Regions from separate parts of the Mus musculus genome. Here region 2 is linked to region 1. A link is a loop called in an ENCODE intact Hi-C map of the cell type or tissue named here. Cell type or tissue: heart. All regions are shown on one strand. Each heading gives the region's core, and the rest is flanking DNA. Links, peaks and the distances in the headings are about the cores only.

The links. A loop is a pair of places that touch in the nucleus more often than their neighbours do. Peaks named below come from ENCODE experiments on the same cell type or tissue, not always from the same donor. Only the 100,000 strongest peaks of a DNase experiment are listed, where the experiment ranks them.
Region 2: a loop joins it to region 1, with 2.5 times the contacts of the local background. A loop is called at or near these places in 11 of 42 quality-filtered maps.

The regions. Positions count from the first base shown.
Region 1 is chr12:100,271,727-100,280,058 of GRCm38, reverse strand. It overlaps Gm10432 (predicted gene 10432), which reads right to left and starts at 3,450. Exons shown (of 4, transcript NR_045741.1): 1 at 3,367-3,450. In heart, for the core only: a CTCF peak has its summit at 4,119; DNase peaks (open chromatin) are centred at 1,498, 2,958, 4,018, 7,884 and 1 weaker place.
Region 2 is chr12:100,219,277-100,227,608 of GRCm38, reverse strand. No RefSeq gene overlaps it. Among named protein-coding and RNA genes, the nearest start is that of Gm40557, 19 kb to the left of the region's middle. In heart, for the core only: no CTCF peak of the experiment used is centred there; a DNase peak (open chromatin) is centred at 3,898.

The sequences.
Region 1 (8,332 bases), core at 318-8,317:
TCAGAACCTTTTTCCTGGTCCTTCAGTTCTGACTGGAGATGTGCGTCACTAATTCTTGTGGCTGTCACAAGGTTGATGTCTTTGTAGATGTCCCTGTGACAGGCCCGGACAGGACCACTAACAGGGGGTGTGGTAGTAGCTGATCCCTCCTAGTGATGGGAAGACTAGCCGGCACACACATCCAGACCTGAGTGTTCTGTGTGGGGTGGGGGTAGGGGTGGGGCCCCATATGCCCAGAAAGGGGAGAAAGCAACCTCAAGATCCCTCAAAAGGGACCCATCCTTCAGCCCAGAGCCAGGAGGGAGCACCTGGCATCCCAAGACTGGGACTACCGTCCCCACAGTAGAGATGACAAAAGTGAAGGGACCCACTCAAGGTCACAGAGCTCGGAAGGGACAGAGCAAGGTGTCCTCAAACCTCTGGAGGTTCACATTGCTTCTGTGAGGCCTGTGAGGTCCTAACTCAAAAGCCAGCCTTCAATCCCCTCTCCTGCTCTGGGCCTCTCTCTCTTTCTCCTTTGCTGAGGGACAGGTCCAGGGGGAATCTGTGGAGACAAGTCTGAGCTCAGAGTTGCAAGTTCAGGAGCACACCACAGCCAGCACCTCTGGAGCCAGATGCTCCAGGTGCCTCCGATGACTGGAAGGGACAGGCTCATTTTGGCTGGGTACTGTGACCACTGACGACGGTAAAGAGGGAGAGGCAGCCAGAGCTCTTGAAATGGGGATGCTGGGATGTTTATGCATGCCCTGACTGGAGGTATGATTTCCACGGGTTCCACTCCACAACAATGGGGACAGCTGCTGTTTGCCCTGTGCCATGAGCGTTCTTCATGTCGCCTCCTCAGCCCTTGTGATAGCCCCAAAAGGAACTGCTACCTGATTTGTTGAGTTGTCCAGGGTCACAAAGCTGAAAGGAAAACCTAGATTTGCTTTACTCCGAAGCCCATGCACGCCCTCTAGCCCTGGACGGCCCCTGCAGCAGCATCTTAGTCACCTCTACCAGAGAAGGCAAGTGAAGAGGAAACAGGCAGCTGGTGGACAGAGAGGTTGGACAGGAGAAGTGGACCAGATGATCTCAGATGGAAATACTGAATAATCCAGGCTCTCAGGGGACCCTTGTGCCAGGGCCACATCCTAACTGCATCCCTAGTCGGGCTTGGGTGCAGGACACTGGTTGCCTCTGGATAGACTGACGTTGCCAGTGTTCTTGAGGAGAAAATCTGTGGAAGGGATTAAGAGGGAAGGAGACTCTGATCTCCCTCCATAATTCTGTAACCATCTTGATAACGGGTGTGGTTTTGTTTGTTTGTTCTTTTGTTTGGTTTTTTGTTTGTTTGTTTTCCCATGTGAGTTATGTAGCAGAAGTGATTGGTTTCTGGAACAGCAGTACGGAGATCCATGGCTAAGAAGCCCCACCCCTCCATGCAGAGAGCTGTTGGGAGGGGCTGCTCAAGGAAGGGAGGGGCCTGAAGAGAGCACGTGCTCATCAGACATTCTGAGGCCCGAGGAGGCAGAAGCTTCCAGCAGCGAGAGTGAGAGTCTCCAAGGACCATGGAGGAGAGAGAGAGGCTTTCCCACACCACACTGCCCTCACCGAGGAGAAGCTTCCAGAAAGCACAGAAGTCTGCAGAGCCTGAGAAATGCACAGACTCATTTTTGCATGGCGCAGGGGGAGACAACGAGGGGCTTCTAACGTGAGAGTCACAAACACCACCTGTTTACTGCTCTCAAGACTAGATCACCATCTAACCCACTGCTCTGGGGTTGAACGGGTCTGACCCGGGGCCTCTGATCCCTTGCCGGTGTGGAGACCAGCATTACCTCACTCGCCCATCCACCTGTCTGATGGTTGAGCCAGATGTCAGATAAGCCTCAGCAGGACTGCCAGCCAGAACAGTGTGGATGAAGTTGAAGCCAGCCCCCACCCTCCCCTGGACTCCGCCCCCTAACATTTAATTTCACCTCTGACATAGTCCCAGACTATGCCACAATTTGGGAGAACAGAGCCCCTGGTCCTCGCAAAGGGAATAAGTTTACCTTGAACCGTAAGAAGAGCGAGAGGCACAGAAGGGATGATGATGTTGTCGCTGGACAGCAGTACACTTGCCACAGTCAAGTGTTTCTTGTGTGCCCATCATCTGTCAGGCACTGAGCGCTGAGGAGCCGGGAGGACTTTCTTGTCATGAGTGAAGATGGGCCCTTTTGTAACTCCCTCCTGCTACAGCCAGCCTCTGAGCCCAACTGAGTGGGTCTGTCCCTAATCCTGTGATGTTTGAAGGGGAATTTCCGATTTTGAGTCTTCAGAGAGCCACACTGAACTCCTTCATTGAGCCACATAAATGTCCACTTCCTGAAAACTCTCCAGGCTGGCCTTTCGTTTCACATCTGTCTTTTTTCTAAATCAGAGGGTGGCACACAGTAGCCTGGTGAGTCCTAACCCACCACTTGCTTTTATAAAGCTTTGTTAGAACTCAGCCATGGTCACTCATTTGCCATTAAGCATGGCTGCATTTTTGCCACAGTGGCAGGCTCAAGTCACTACAAGCAAGACTGCATGACCAGCAGAGTTTAAGATACTCACTGACGCTTTACAGAGTATCCTGAGCCAAGGCCTAAGGTCTTGCCTTTACTTTCCCCACAGACGTCCCAGTAAATAGGTGGAGAAGAGACTGGTGACAAAAGGAGGCTCAGAGGCCTGAAGGAAGGACCCCTGATGAAGAACAGCCACAAAGTCCCACAGTCCAGCAAACCCAAACTTCCCTGCAATTCAGATATTAACATATACAAACTAGTCCTAGCCCTCCGTGCCGTCTTCCAGGGCACATCTGTGAGTGGACGCATGCGTCTGTGTTCGCATGAACCGGGAACACCTGTGGGGACAGGGCAGCGTGGTAGTCTGAAGTGCAATTAGAAACCACAGATCCTTAACTCGGGAGAACAACGGTATTCAAAACCACAGCTGGCACGAGGCCCACAAAGGCCTGAGCATCTGTGGTTGGAGGCGTGGACTGGCCAATCACGTGTGTGTGCACACACAGAGAGGAAAAAGCCACACCCAACGGCTGCCACAGACCGACTCCTAGGAAACTTTGACTCTCCCTGAATATAAAGCTGAGGGCTTTTTTTTTTTCTTTTTCTTTTTCTGTTTTTTTTTTTTCCCCTAGTCACCATAGTGACTAAAAATTCAGGGTGAAGAGAGAAAAGGGAAACAAGACAGCTTCAAAAATACATGCTTTGTTCTTAGCTTCATCCAGCCTCAAGCTTAAAGAATGCATGCATACATGCAACTGCATGCATGCATGCACACACATGCATGCACATACACACTCACAAATGTAGGCATGCATAGTCACGCGAGCACACACACCTCTGTCTTGCAGACCTAGATAAGGAAGCTGAAAGATGGATTCTCTTTTCTCCCTAACGACATCTTCCAGAGTCTGTACCACTCGGTGCTTAAGCTCTCTTGCCCTGGATTCTGGATCCACATCTGTGTTGAAGATTCTCCAAGCCGCTTCCCCTGAGGCTACTGGAACACTTGGTTAGGGAGGAGGACAATTACCACAGAAAGGTGTAACACTAAATGTCCCCCAAGGGACCCTGAAGAAAGGAGATGGGAGGAGTGACAAGAGGCCCAAGCATGGCTCTCCTGAGTCACTACAAGGTTGTGAGGCAGAGGGGACCACATATGTGCCAGCATCTGCCAGAAACATCATTAAAGCTTCATTCTTCACCATATATGGGTGAAGAGCTAAAGAAAGAAGGCGGTGAGGTTCACTATGGGAAGAAAAGTCTTTGGACCTTGACTCTACTGTGGGGCTCAGGCAGGTGACAGGAATCAGAGACCCCCTCCACTCCTATACCCAGCTCCGGATTCCAAGAGCAGGTGGCCTTCTGGCTTACCACCCTCAGGAGGTCCTCTGGGTATACAGGCCTCTCTTTCTGGGACTTCCCAGACCCTCTCTGTCATGAGTCTGGCAGGGACCTTGGTGATGGCACTAGGCCAGAGTCTCTTCCTTCCACGCCCAGGGTCACAGCCAGAATGGAAACACAGCTGCCTCTGCCAAGTCTCCCCAGCCACAGCCCTAGGGTGAGGTCACTGGGCTTTTGCTTGGGATTGTCTCCTGCAGGCCAGTGAACAAGGCAAGCACTGCTCAGAGCGAGCCTCCGAGGAGAGGTGAACAGGTGGAAGATAGTGCGGGTCTCAAGTGAAAAGGAGTCTCAGGAACGGCTATGGCTCAGGCAGGCTGCTCAGATTTCCATTTCCCCCCAAGTCTTGTTCAGCGATTGATTAAGTGATCTCCAGAGATCTATTTTCCTAAAAAAAAAAAAAAAAGAAAGAAAGAAAGAAAAGAAAGAAAGGAAAGAAAGAAAGAAAGAAAGAAAGAAAGAAAGAAAGAAAGAAAGAAAGAGGAAAATGAATTAATATGTATACTTTGGTGAAGTGGGGGGATTGGCTCTTAGTTTGTCTCATGTTGTCTCCCCCTCCTCCTTCTCCTCTTCCTCCTCCTTTTAATTTGTTTTTGTTTCATTTTGCTAAACATGGTCCCACTAAGTATTAACTTGGGATCCTTCTGTTAGGAGTTCAGGTATGTGTCACCACATCTGATTCTTCTTTTATCTTAATAACCAGAGATAGATGGTTCATTTACTGCCTAAGGCAAAATGTGCAAGATACATGCACAAAGCCAGGCAGTTGAAATGCCTTCAGAGGCTGCCTGGAGCCCTAGATGCCTTGTGAGAAAATCGACCAGCTTCAGGAACACAAACACTCTAACACTTCTGTCCGTGAACCCAGACATCCTTTCTATCACCCATGTATCCTTCTATTCTTCCCCTTGCCTTCTGTACCATTCTTCCTACCATCCATCCATCTATCAATCTACCCATCCATCCATCCATCCATCCCTCCACCCATCGACCCATCCATCCACCCATCCATCCATCCATCCACCCATCCATCCATTCATCTACCCATCCTTCCATCCATCTATCCACTCATCCACCTATCCATCCACCCATCTATATATCCATTCATCTACCCATCCATCACTCCCTCCCTTCATCCATCCCTCCATCCACCCATCTATCCACCCATCCCTCTTGTCTTCTTACACCCACCCACCCATCCTTCCATTTATGCAGTCTTATCTTTCCACTGGTTCATTTGCCCATCCTCTTCTACCCATCAATACATTCACTGGCTGTATTTTTATAAACACCTACTTGAGCTAGATACTGCTTAGGTTTAAATAGTCACATCTATATTCATGCCTAAATTTGTTATCTGAATAAACCATGAGCCTATTCTAGAAATATCTCAGAGGGAAGAAGGGACTCCAAAGCCCTAAGGTGCAGCTTGAGAAATATAACACAGTAGACGTGTTCATGAGAAGTAGTGTTTGTCCAAGGGGGAGACTCAGCCTGTAGGTGGTCAGAATGGGATTCCCTGGGCATCCTTCGGGGTCTGAAGAGTAGAGGTTTATCATGTAGGTAACACAGGCATTCCAGGCTGAAGGCACACAAGCATGGAGGGAATTGGGAGGTTCTAGAAGGTTAAAGGAAGGCACAGAGTTCAAGGGGTACAGTTTGTGGAGAGGGAAGAGGCAGGCAAGCTAAGCTGAACTTCAGTCTCCAGGGCCAAAGCCTTGCTGAGAAACCCAGGCTGGGTGCTGAGAATGCAAGTATCCCTGGAATAAAGATCCCTAGACTGTAGCAGGGAGGGAAGGAGGCTACAGTCAGAACGGGACTGTCTCACCAGAGGCAGAAGATTTTGAAAGGTCACTCTGGTAAGTAGCCAGGGAGAGGTGGTGTGGTCTAACCTAGACACCAAGGATCAGCTGGAGAGCATGAGAGAAACTGTCATTCAGGGGACAGAAAAACAGCTTGTGGATAGGCAGTGAGCACGGTGATGCTGAAGCTCCGCCCCACCCCCACCCCAATGGCTGATCAGGCGATGATGTCCAGAGTGTAAGGAGACTTGGCGTGGGAGGGTAGGTGGAATTATAGGTGCCTGAGCTCTTGAGACCTCTGGAAAGAGAGGACTGAACTATCCTCCAATATCTGTTAGTTTATCTGCCCATCCATGCTCTTGAATGAAGGATGGACATGTGTTCATTCATTCATTCATTTGCTTTCTTTTACTTGTTTTCTTTTTATTTCTTTTTAAACAAGACTTTTCTGTGTATCCCAGGTTGAGCTCACTGCTATCCTCCTGTCTCAGCCGTTTTGCTGCTAGAGATAGAGTGTGTATCTCCATAGCCAGCTTTCATTTACTTTCTCTATGAACCAGACTTAGGGAGTTAGCTCAGTTGGTAAAGTACTTGTCTTGCAAGCAGGAGAACCTGAGTTTGATAGCCAGAACCCAAGTAAAAATGGTGACTGTGGTAGACTGCACTCATCACCCAGTTCTGGGGAGACAGAGAATGGGAGAAGCCTGGGGTCTATTGGTCAGGCAGTCTTGCTTAAATGATGAATGACAGACTAATGAGAGATTCAGTTTCAAAGGAGATGGACAGTGTATCTGAGGATAACACCTAATGTTGCCCTCTGGTCCCCATAAGCCTATGCACTCGAACATGTACAAGTATGCATCCACACATGAGTGTGTGCGCATACACGCACACGCGTGCACACAAACACACAGAGCTGCATGGGATATATAATAAACAGGACACCAAGGTGTCTCTGACTTCATTCTGGTGACAGCAATCCCCCTATCCCCCATCCCCCACCACGGACAACTCAAGCATCTGCATTATCCCAGAGTCATGAAGCAATCTGCCCAAGGACTCACAGTGAGCTGGCAGCCAGGTAGCAGAGTCTGGGCAGGGCCATGCAGCTAAGCTGGGATTTCAAGGAGTCTGAGGAAACCATGCCAGCTACAGGGTGACTCAGCAAATGACTCTTCTGCTAAAGCTCTGGCAGGAGGGGACTGAGGTGGACCTGAAAAGATGACAGCCAGGTGTCTGTGGCCAGAACATTCACTGCCTTTGTGGAGGCTGCTGGGTTTCTTCTCTTCCATATCCCTTGCTGAGTCCTGCCTGACTACTACTCTGCTTCCTAAGTGGCCTTGAGCCCGCATCTCATGGTAACCTGAGTTCTAGGCAGCTGCCTCTCTCCTAGGCTGTGAGCTCTGAGACCTGACACTTGGAACTGACAATAGAGTTGCCTTTATCGCCTTCTCTGTGAAATGAGGAGGGGGACAGGGTGGGAGGACTCAGTGGGTAAGAGCCCTAACTTTGCAAGCCTGCCAGCCTGAATGGGAATCCATGGGACATACATACAAAGTCAGAGCTGGCAGCAAACATCTGCAATTCCTGCAAGACAGGTGATGGACACAGCAGAATCCAGTATGTCTTGAGGACACAGGTCAGAGGCAGAAACAAGAGCGATCCTGCCTCAAAACAAGGTGGAAGGGGAGGAACAACTCCTGAAAGTTGTCCTCTGATCTACCCGTGTGCTGTGGCCTGAGGGTAGCTTCGGTCACATACACATCCTACACACAGACGTGCACATACACATGTGCACAAAATGAATGAATGCTTCCGTCTGGCTCGTGGGTGGGAACAGGCTTGGGAGCTATGTTGGGCGTGTCAGGGTTTGCTGGGCTGAGCACTAAAGCCAGAGCATTCACATCCTAACTATGATAATGCTGGACCTTGCAAGGGCTCACCGTGTCCAAGCTTGGCAGACATTACACTGCTAATTCCCACAGTAACTCTGTCTCTTCCTCCATAAAGCAGGAAGCTGAAGCCCAGAGGGGTTCAGGGGATGGTAGATCTGGTGTCATGAAGGCTTGCAGTTAGAGCTCAGGAACGCACAACTCTACACCCCCTCAATGTCTCGCTTGTACTTATGGTCTGAGGCCACAGCATCTCTTAACAATTCACCCTGTGGCGTGAGGCCCCTGGGACAGAGGTCTTCTCAGGGCAGGAAGAACTACTTTTGGTCAGGGTTGTTCAGATACACAGGAAGTGGCCTTAGCAAACAGTGCCAACAGCCCCTGGGCCCAAACAATGACAGCATGAGTGTGGGGCACAGTGTTGCAGCTTTGGTAGAAACCTGAACCCAAGCATCTTTCTAAGGACCCTCCTGCTGCAGTCACTCCAGGTTGTAAAATCGAGAAACGGTTCCAATGTGTCTCCAGGGACATCCGAAGAGCATTACACAGAGCATATCTGAGGCTGAGTTACTGTTCTGTCCTCAAGCTTGCCATTTGTGTGTGTGTTTGTGTGTGTGTGTGTGTGTGTGTGTGTGTGTGTGTGTACATGCATGTGTGTATGTGTGTAGGACCGTGAAAGGTAGCCTGGTTCCCAGTTGAGCTAAGGCCA
Region 2 (8,332 bases), core at 267-8,266, 52 kb after region 1:
GGAGAAGGCATTCATTCATTCATCCATTTCATTCATTCAGCAAACACTTGTGGGCCTACTTTATGCCAGGTTCAAGTCACACAACTGCCAAATAAATGCCAAGTATGTCACAGACCTGGTAAACCATTGGTGCGCAATAAATGCAAATGAAGGTTTGGGTCAAAAGCAGTCCGGGGCTAAGAAATGGATTAGTGGAGAAAGTTCTTGTGCCTGGCAAACACGAGTGCCTGAGTTTGAGCCTCATATTAGAAATCTGAGTGTGGTGGCATATCTTTATAATCCAAGGGTTGGATGGGTGGAGACCAGCGGATGCCCGGGCTGTTGGGCTAGCTCATCTAACCTGTGTGCCCAGCTCCAGGATGAAAAGAAATCTTGTTTCAAAAATCAAGGTGGAGGGCCTGGGAAGATGGCTCACTGTCTAAGACTGCATATCGCCCTCGAAAAGGACCTGACTTTGATTCCAGGCACCCATTTGGGAAGGCGCACAACCACCTGTAATTCCATCTCCAGGGGATTCAATGCCTCTGGCCTTCAAGGGCATCTGCAGTCAATGTGTGTACACACCCCCACACAGACATATACATAATTAAATATAAATTTAATAAATTAAAATAAATAAATGAGGTGCCCGAGGAACAATACGTGAGGTTGTCCTTCTAACTTCTACATTCAGTAGAAGTAGAATACGCTTCTACTGCAGTAATACACTTGTGTGGCCTATGGTGAGTCACTTTACTTGGTCCTCAGACCCTCAGTTACCATGGAGACAGGGCCAGCCTTCCTCAGATTCACCCGGGAAGAGTCTGTGGACACTGAGGGGAAACAACTTCACATCTCTCTGTTCATCACAGACGCCCTACTGTAGCCTGTGGGGACTTTCTGTGTCATCGCTGCTGTCCACAGCAGGGACGGTGGTGCAAAGGCCTCCAGTGGCTGTTTCCCACAGAGAAGCCAGCCACTGATGGCTGCCACCTCCTGCTCGGAGGGAGAGAGGAAAGGGGATAATGAGACTGAAGGACTGACCTACAGCTTGCACATGTGACTGGCCCCTTCCCACGTGAGTTTTGATTGATTAATTGAGGTGATGAAATTAGCAAGGAGATAGGAGCTGTGCATTCAGAACAGCCAGCTCTCTTCTTCCTGATTAAAGAGGAGTGGGGGGGGGCAGGGGAGAGAAAGAGCAAGAGATAATGTCACAGACAGACAGACAGGCAGACAGGCAGGCAGGCAGACAGACAGGCAGGCAGGCAGGCAGAATCTACAGAGAAAGATGGAGTTTCCAGGGAGGCATAAGAAGAGACATATGGTGGCCCCAAAGAGCCTGGAGTAGTTATACAAATGGAGATGGAGCTGAAGCAGACAGAGGGTGGGGGCGGGGTGTAGAGACAGCGTCTAGAATATGAACAGGAAAAGAAAACAAATCTCAAAACTCCCTCTCACCAGTCCTACCAGCTTCCCCTCCGGAGCCACAAAATTACCTCAAGGAGAGTGACGCGTAATTTGCATGGTGAAAAGGTGCAAATTACTATCAATTCAATGCATAAAGAGGGTCCAGGCTACTCCTTAGATAGGACCCATCCCAGGAGCTGCCTTCCCCAGTGTTTTTTTTTTTTTTTGTTTTCCTTTTTCTTTTATACATTTATTTATTCAGTGTGGAAGGGGGTCATGCCATGTCCTGACACATATGTGGAAGTGGGGGGACAGCTTGCAGGAGTTGGTTCTCCCCTTCCACCAATGTGGGTCCGAGGGATGGAGCTCAGGTTGCAAGTCTTGGATGCAAGTGTATTTACCTACTGCTCGTTCCATCTCACCAGCCCTCCCTGATGTTTGCGGAACAGGATGAAGACCTAGGGTATAGCAAGTGGTAACCTCAGACAGAGCTAGCACCCATCTAAGTAAGACTCCGATCCTTCCTGTCTGTGCTGCTTGGCAGCTTCCAAGGGGCAGACCCAAGGCCACAGATCTTGCTGGAGCAAGGGGTAGGCTCAGAACTACAGAAACTGTCTTAAGCTTGTACAACTCAGAAACTTTTCCCAAGGCTCTGTGGGGTCCCTGGCATGTTCACCTCCATGCAGTGAGGGCCAGGTCAGTACCTCACTGTCCCCTGACTCCCCAACAGCCTCTTCTCAAAGGTTCTGCCTACAGATGGGAGCAAGGCAGGTTCTCCTACCAAACCTGCCAGCCTGCCTTTGCTTGCTCACTACTGCCTGGACAGCAGCCATCAGCCCAGTCACCAAGCAGTCGTGAACCTCATGTTCTCCAGCAGGTCACGGGCTTCTTGGGAACAGGAACTGGGTCATCAGAGCTAGATAATCTGGACGAGGTTACTTACATCCTCAAATCCTTGTTTTCCTCAGTTTCCTCATAGGGATGTTATGAGAATAAATGGAAGATACGAAGAGTTAAGCACAATTTCTAGAAACAAAAAGTGCTTAATAATAACAATAATAATAATTGTTATTATTATTATTATTTTACTGATTTCTGGTTTTTTTAATATCCTAACACTCAACACAGTGCCAGACACAAAAGAAAAAGGAAATCTAAAGGAATAAAATTGGACAAATAGTGCCATCAGCAACCATCCTGCCTAAGGAACACCAGCTAAGTATTTGCATCGGTCAGTTAATATCACAACATGCTGTGTAACAAGCTGCCTCCAAACAGAGTTCACAAAGCCAACATCCATTCATAGTCAAAGGGTTTCAGATCAGCAGAAGTGAGCCTCTTTCCCAAACTCCCAAACTCAAGTCCAGGATAAAGGACTATTCTGCCCAAAATTAACCTGTAAGCCCTACCTGACCAAGATAACTATCTGGAATGCTGGGAATTGTAGTTCTTGAAAAATAGCAACTCCCTCATGGGAGAGTATGGTGGCCTATAAGTTTGTTCTTAAAAACCCCTACAACACATAGTGCCATTCAGCTGGAAAATTCTAGGGAATGGTCCTGAGCAAAACCCATCTCTTCATCAATGTTTAATGTTTACTAAAGCTTGCTTTAAATTTGAGCCGATACGGTGAAATTGTTTGGTTTGGTTTTGTTTAATCCCAGCAAATCTCAGGATTAACAGGACTTTTGGAGAAAGTTGCTGTTATAGAGATAGCTGTAGGATGAAGGCAAAGAACCAGTATATCATCACTTTTATGCTGTTGCCGTCGCTCAAAGCAGGTCACGTTGTTGTCAGGGGCACGAAATCTTTGCGCCTGGGAGGCTGTGGCAGAAGCCTGTGAACTACCAAAACCACAGCCTCACGGGTCGGCATAGGTCACCCCACCTCTGCTTTCCTCCCTCTATCCCCTCCCCATCCCCAAAAAGAATGTTTCCAGTAGGATCTTAGAAGGGGTGTGGATCTTTGGTATAAAATAAAATATGTTTTGAAGCATTTTGCAAGTATAAAACAGAAAGCTCAGACAAACAGAAGTTCCTCTGACTCGGCTCCCTGCAGTTGGAAATTTGCAAATCTGTCCTAACAGAGCATTTAGTTTCCAGAAGCAGAAAATTGAGCTGACAACGTGTTGTTTACGAGCAAATTCCAGGATCTGGAGGTAAAAAGAAAGCAGTGTTCAAGCCCACGGACTATTTTCCCACTGGAGATGGAGCCTCGGTTTCAGGCTAAAAGCAGCCATTTCTATCCTCAAAGCCCCTCCCCAATTTTGCTTCTCCGGGACAGATGGTGTGATCATCGAGGAGACCTGGAAACTGTTGAGGCTCCAGATGTCCCTGGGGCAACCATCATCCATCTTTGGAGCTTGGGCCTCTGGGGGACCCTGCATGTTGCAGGGCGGAAGGGCAGAGGAAACAGAGCTGGGGGCTGGGGGTGTGGAGGGAAATCAGTTCTCGCTCCCTTTTTGCAGCAAACAGTGTTTACCTCCAAGGCTGTGTTTTTCACGGAAATGGAGACCGGCAGAGGAAAAACGCCCTTGTGAAACATTTCCATGAATTTATGTTGTTCATCTGGAGCGTCATGGCACTTCAAAGAGGTCTCTGGGGTTTGACATGGTCAGGGACACAAGACTGGCCTGCTATGCGCTGTTTAAGATCCCCAAGCTACAAGCCTGCTGGTACCTCATGGAGACCAGCAGCCAAGTGGGATAAGGGACACCCTGGGCTTGCAGGGCCTAGGCAAGTACACACGCTCACCCCACACATATTCAGACTCATCTTCATCAAGAGAAATAAAAACAGAAAACACAGTGGGTACAGGGCCATGAGACCTTGGGCAAGCCACTGAAAATCTCTCAAGATTCAAGCTCATGTTTGTACAGTAATAAAGCCTTGGACCTTGCTGGATTGTTGTGGGGACTCTGAGAAAATGAGGATCATTTTATTTTCTTTATAAATGAGGCAGGATTAGATCCATTGGCATGACTTCCTGGCTGAAATATTCCATGGACTAAGAATAGTGCCAGGTCTGGTGGTTCTCGGGTAGCAGAGCTAGTTAGACCTCTGTAAGCTCAGTGCCAGCTGGATTAGTGAGTTCCAGCCATTCAGAGATACACATAGTGAGACTCTATCTTAAAAAAAATAAAAAATAAAAAAAAATGAAGTTACTGAATAAAGCCAGAGGCTGATCAGTGGAATACATGGACCACTGATGAGGTGAGGGGCAGCAAGACCTGGGCAGTTAGGGCAAATATATGAGATAAGATGTCTGGGAAAGAGGGAAGGGCTCGGAAGGTTTAAAAAAAACAAATAGTGCAGGTATAGGCTCACAGCACAAGTCAGTTTCCAAGAGTCTGGTTCCAGGATAACCACACACACACACACACACACACACACACACACACGCGCGCGCGCACGAGCGTGTTCAGGCAGATGCTTAAACCCCAGTACTCAACGCTCCTATGGAAAGTGGTTAGTCACACAACATGCATGTGCTTTGAGCCATCTCTAGATGCTTTAATGCAATATAAATACTTTCTAAGTGGCTGTTAGGATTGTTTAGGGAGTAACGACAAGAGAATCTGTGTTTGGTTCATGTGCAGTTTGATGCTCCCAGTCCCACCCCCTACCCCCACCCAGTTCCCAGTTGGGTAATGCTGTTCATGTAGAAACTTCAGACCACAGCAGCAGAGGCTATCCCTCGCGGAAGCCCAACGAACATCTTATGACTAGTCCCTTGCTCTGATTGGGTCTCCTACCTAAGCAATAAAATAGGTCCAGTCCTGTCATCTGCAGCAGCCTCAGAGAAGGAGACACTGGACAGGGTGGGCTGGAATGACAGCTGAGCTCCAGAGACAGGCTCCCAACCTTCCTCACCCCACCCCCACATCTTCTTTCCTTTTAATCTAGCAAAAAGCTTTCACCTCTTTTATTTATTTATTTTTTGATCTTCCGCGGCATAGAGGATTTAGGTATTTTGCATTCCAAATGTTTCTTCATGCTTTAGTTTAAACCCATAAAATGAATTCTAGGGCTCCGTGTTCTACAGAAAGCCCCAAATCCTGACTCCTCTCGGCAGCCCCGCCAAGGTCTCATCAGAATAATGCAGCACAATGGGATTTGTGTGTGAGTGTGGAGTGGGGGAGAGAGGGGAGGGTGGGGAGGGAGGAGAGAGGCAGGGGTGTGTGTGAGAGAGATTAAACTCCTAGTCTTTTAAATTTTGGATGGTTTCCATGGAAACTGGCAAGTCTTCTTTGCTCTCTTCAGTTTTCTGGAGACACCTCGGCAGCCGTCCTAGCTTCCTGAGTATGTTTGGATCAGAGTTCCAAGGTCCAGGCTTGGAGAGGGAACAAGCCTCATCTGAAACTGCTTTTTGGGACTCTGACCCCAAGGGGACATACGTTAGAGACTGAACAAGCCCCTCATTGGTCCCAGTCCTCTTTCTTCCCACATCTGCCTGTGGACGCTTTCAGTGGCGCTGCAGGATGGCAGGATGTGTGCTGGAAGCTGAAGAGAACTAGCTGAGTACTGCAGGAGGTGTCAGGGCAGGAGTGGAGAACAGGCTGCTCCCACCTACAGTCTACTGCTTTCTGCCATGCCTGTCTTGGATGCTCGAGGCCCCACTGCTTGGACCACCAGAGAGCCTTGTTGGACAGCTCCTCCTGGAAACTGCCTTTGGGGATCGCTCTGGATTTACCTACCAAGAATCTTTCACAGCGATAGAATCTACCATGCAGTGTTCACAGCGATAGAATCTACCATGCAGTGTGTGTGTGTGTGTGTGTGTGTGTGTGTGTGTGTGTGTGTGTGTGTGTGTGTGTGTGTATGCGTGCACGTGGCTTTCTTCACTCAGCATAATGTTTTCAAGGTTGTGCCTCTTATTAAGTAACATTGTTTCTTGCCAGGTGTGCTGGCGTCTTTAATCCCAGCACTTGGGAGGCAGAGGCAGGTGGACTTCTGAGTTCGAGGCCAGCCTGGTCTACAAAGTGAGTTCCAGGACAGCCAGGGATACACAGAGAAACCCTGTCTCGAAAACAAACAAACAAACAAAACAACCCCCACCCCCCAAAAAGTAACATTGTGTCTCTTCAGGACTAAATGATGATCCATTGAAAGATGGACTTGTTTCCTTCATCTTTGTATCATCAGTGGGCATGTGCATTGCTTCCACCTGGAGGGCTCCCTTACTCCGTGGTCAGTGACGCATGAGCTTTAGCAGGGATCCATGGGAACAATGCATACACCAAGGGAGAAAAAAACACCGTCTGGTACAGTAAGGTTCCTGTACCTATTTCTTTGGGGTTTTTTTGGGGGGGGGGTCAATCCAGAGTCCAGACACTGGGGTCCTCACTCTGACACAAGCCTTGTGTATCTGCTGGGAGCCCCTCAACATAGCCATCTTGTGGGGAACCTCACCGTTCAAGCTGGTATGCTTCTTTTGCCTGTAATGCACAGCACTGAAAAACCCTTGCTGGATGAAGGAAGCCACACAGCAGAAGCCCAGACTGTGATCTTTTATGGCAATAAAATGTTCTTAATAGGTAAATCCGCAGCAAAGGGCAAATCACGGTGTCCACAAGAGGAGGCGTTAGGGACCAACTTCTGATGAGCACAAGGTTTTCTTCTGACTGATGACAATGTTTGGAACTTGACAGAGATAGTGACTGCTCAGCATGTGATACTAAATGCCACTGAGTCATACATGCCCTGGAACTCCTCTAACTCACAGAGATCCTCTTGCCTCTGCCTCCCAAGTGTTGGGATTAAAGTCTGTGTGCTGCTGCCACTAACACCCTGCAAGTCACACATTCTTTAAAGATTCGTTTATTTTTATTTCCTGGGAATTAGTGTCTGTCTGTGTGTCTGTGTGCCTGTCTGTGTGTATTTGCATGGTGCCTGTTGCCCATAGAGGCCAGAAGAGGTGAAAGAGCATCAGACATCTTGGAACTGGAGTTACAAATGAGTGTGTGCTGCTGTGTAGGTCCTCTGCAAGAGCAGTAAGTGCTCCTAACTGCTGAGTCATCCCTCCAGCCCCTTAGTTACACATTCTACTGTGTCTGAGCCCTGTATAAATACAGCCAAAACAATGGGAGAATGTCTTTGGTTCTGGTAGCTTCATCTATCACTTCAAAACAGGATGAACCTGTATGTTTAGTAGCTTAGAACAATCACGACTCGTTTATCTCATGACTTTGCGGGTAAGGAATTCTTGCCTGGTCTAGCTAGACGTCTGAGTTAGTCTAGAATGCAGCTACTTACACTGTAACAGAATGTGGGAGTCACACACACACAAAAAAATCTCAACAGCAACAACAGCAACAAAAGGTTTGTAAACACACAACCACCTAAAATTAATTCAAAGTCAAAAGTTTGATGAGGGATATTGAGATGGCTCATTGCGTAAAAATAAATAGATATTTCATATTTTCGTACAACAAATCTGGGGTGCTCCTGGCAGGGCTCTCTCTGGGTGTGTTGCAGGATTCCATTGCAGCCTTAGCTCTGAACATACCACATGTGCAGTTTACATTGTATGTGCCATCACGCCATGCAACACTAAACCAACACCTCCCAAACTGCCTCAGTTTAGGTTCCTGATTCTTGCATATTATGGATTGCAGTGGGTTTTTTGTTTTTTGTTTTTGTTTGTTTGTTTGTTTTTACTGCACACACAAAATTTTCTGCTCTTATAGAAACATAATGACTTAATTATGAAAAACAAGGACAGACACTATTTTCCTACAACCATTCCTCAGCACACAGCACACTTGGATAGCTTTTGATTGGATTGTGTGAAGAGGTTCCATTTTAAAATTTTTTAAAATTGCTGCTTGAGGCATTACAAAGACTGTTAACTGACTCTTGGCTTGGGATTGGGACAAGGTTTCCAACAGCTTCTGAAATGATCCTGCATAGGCATCTTCTATTTTGTACCATGTATTTATATG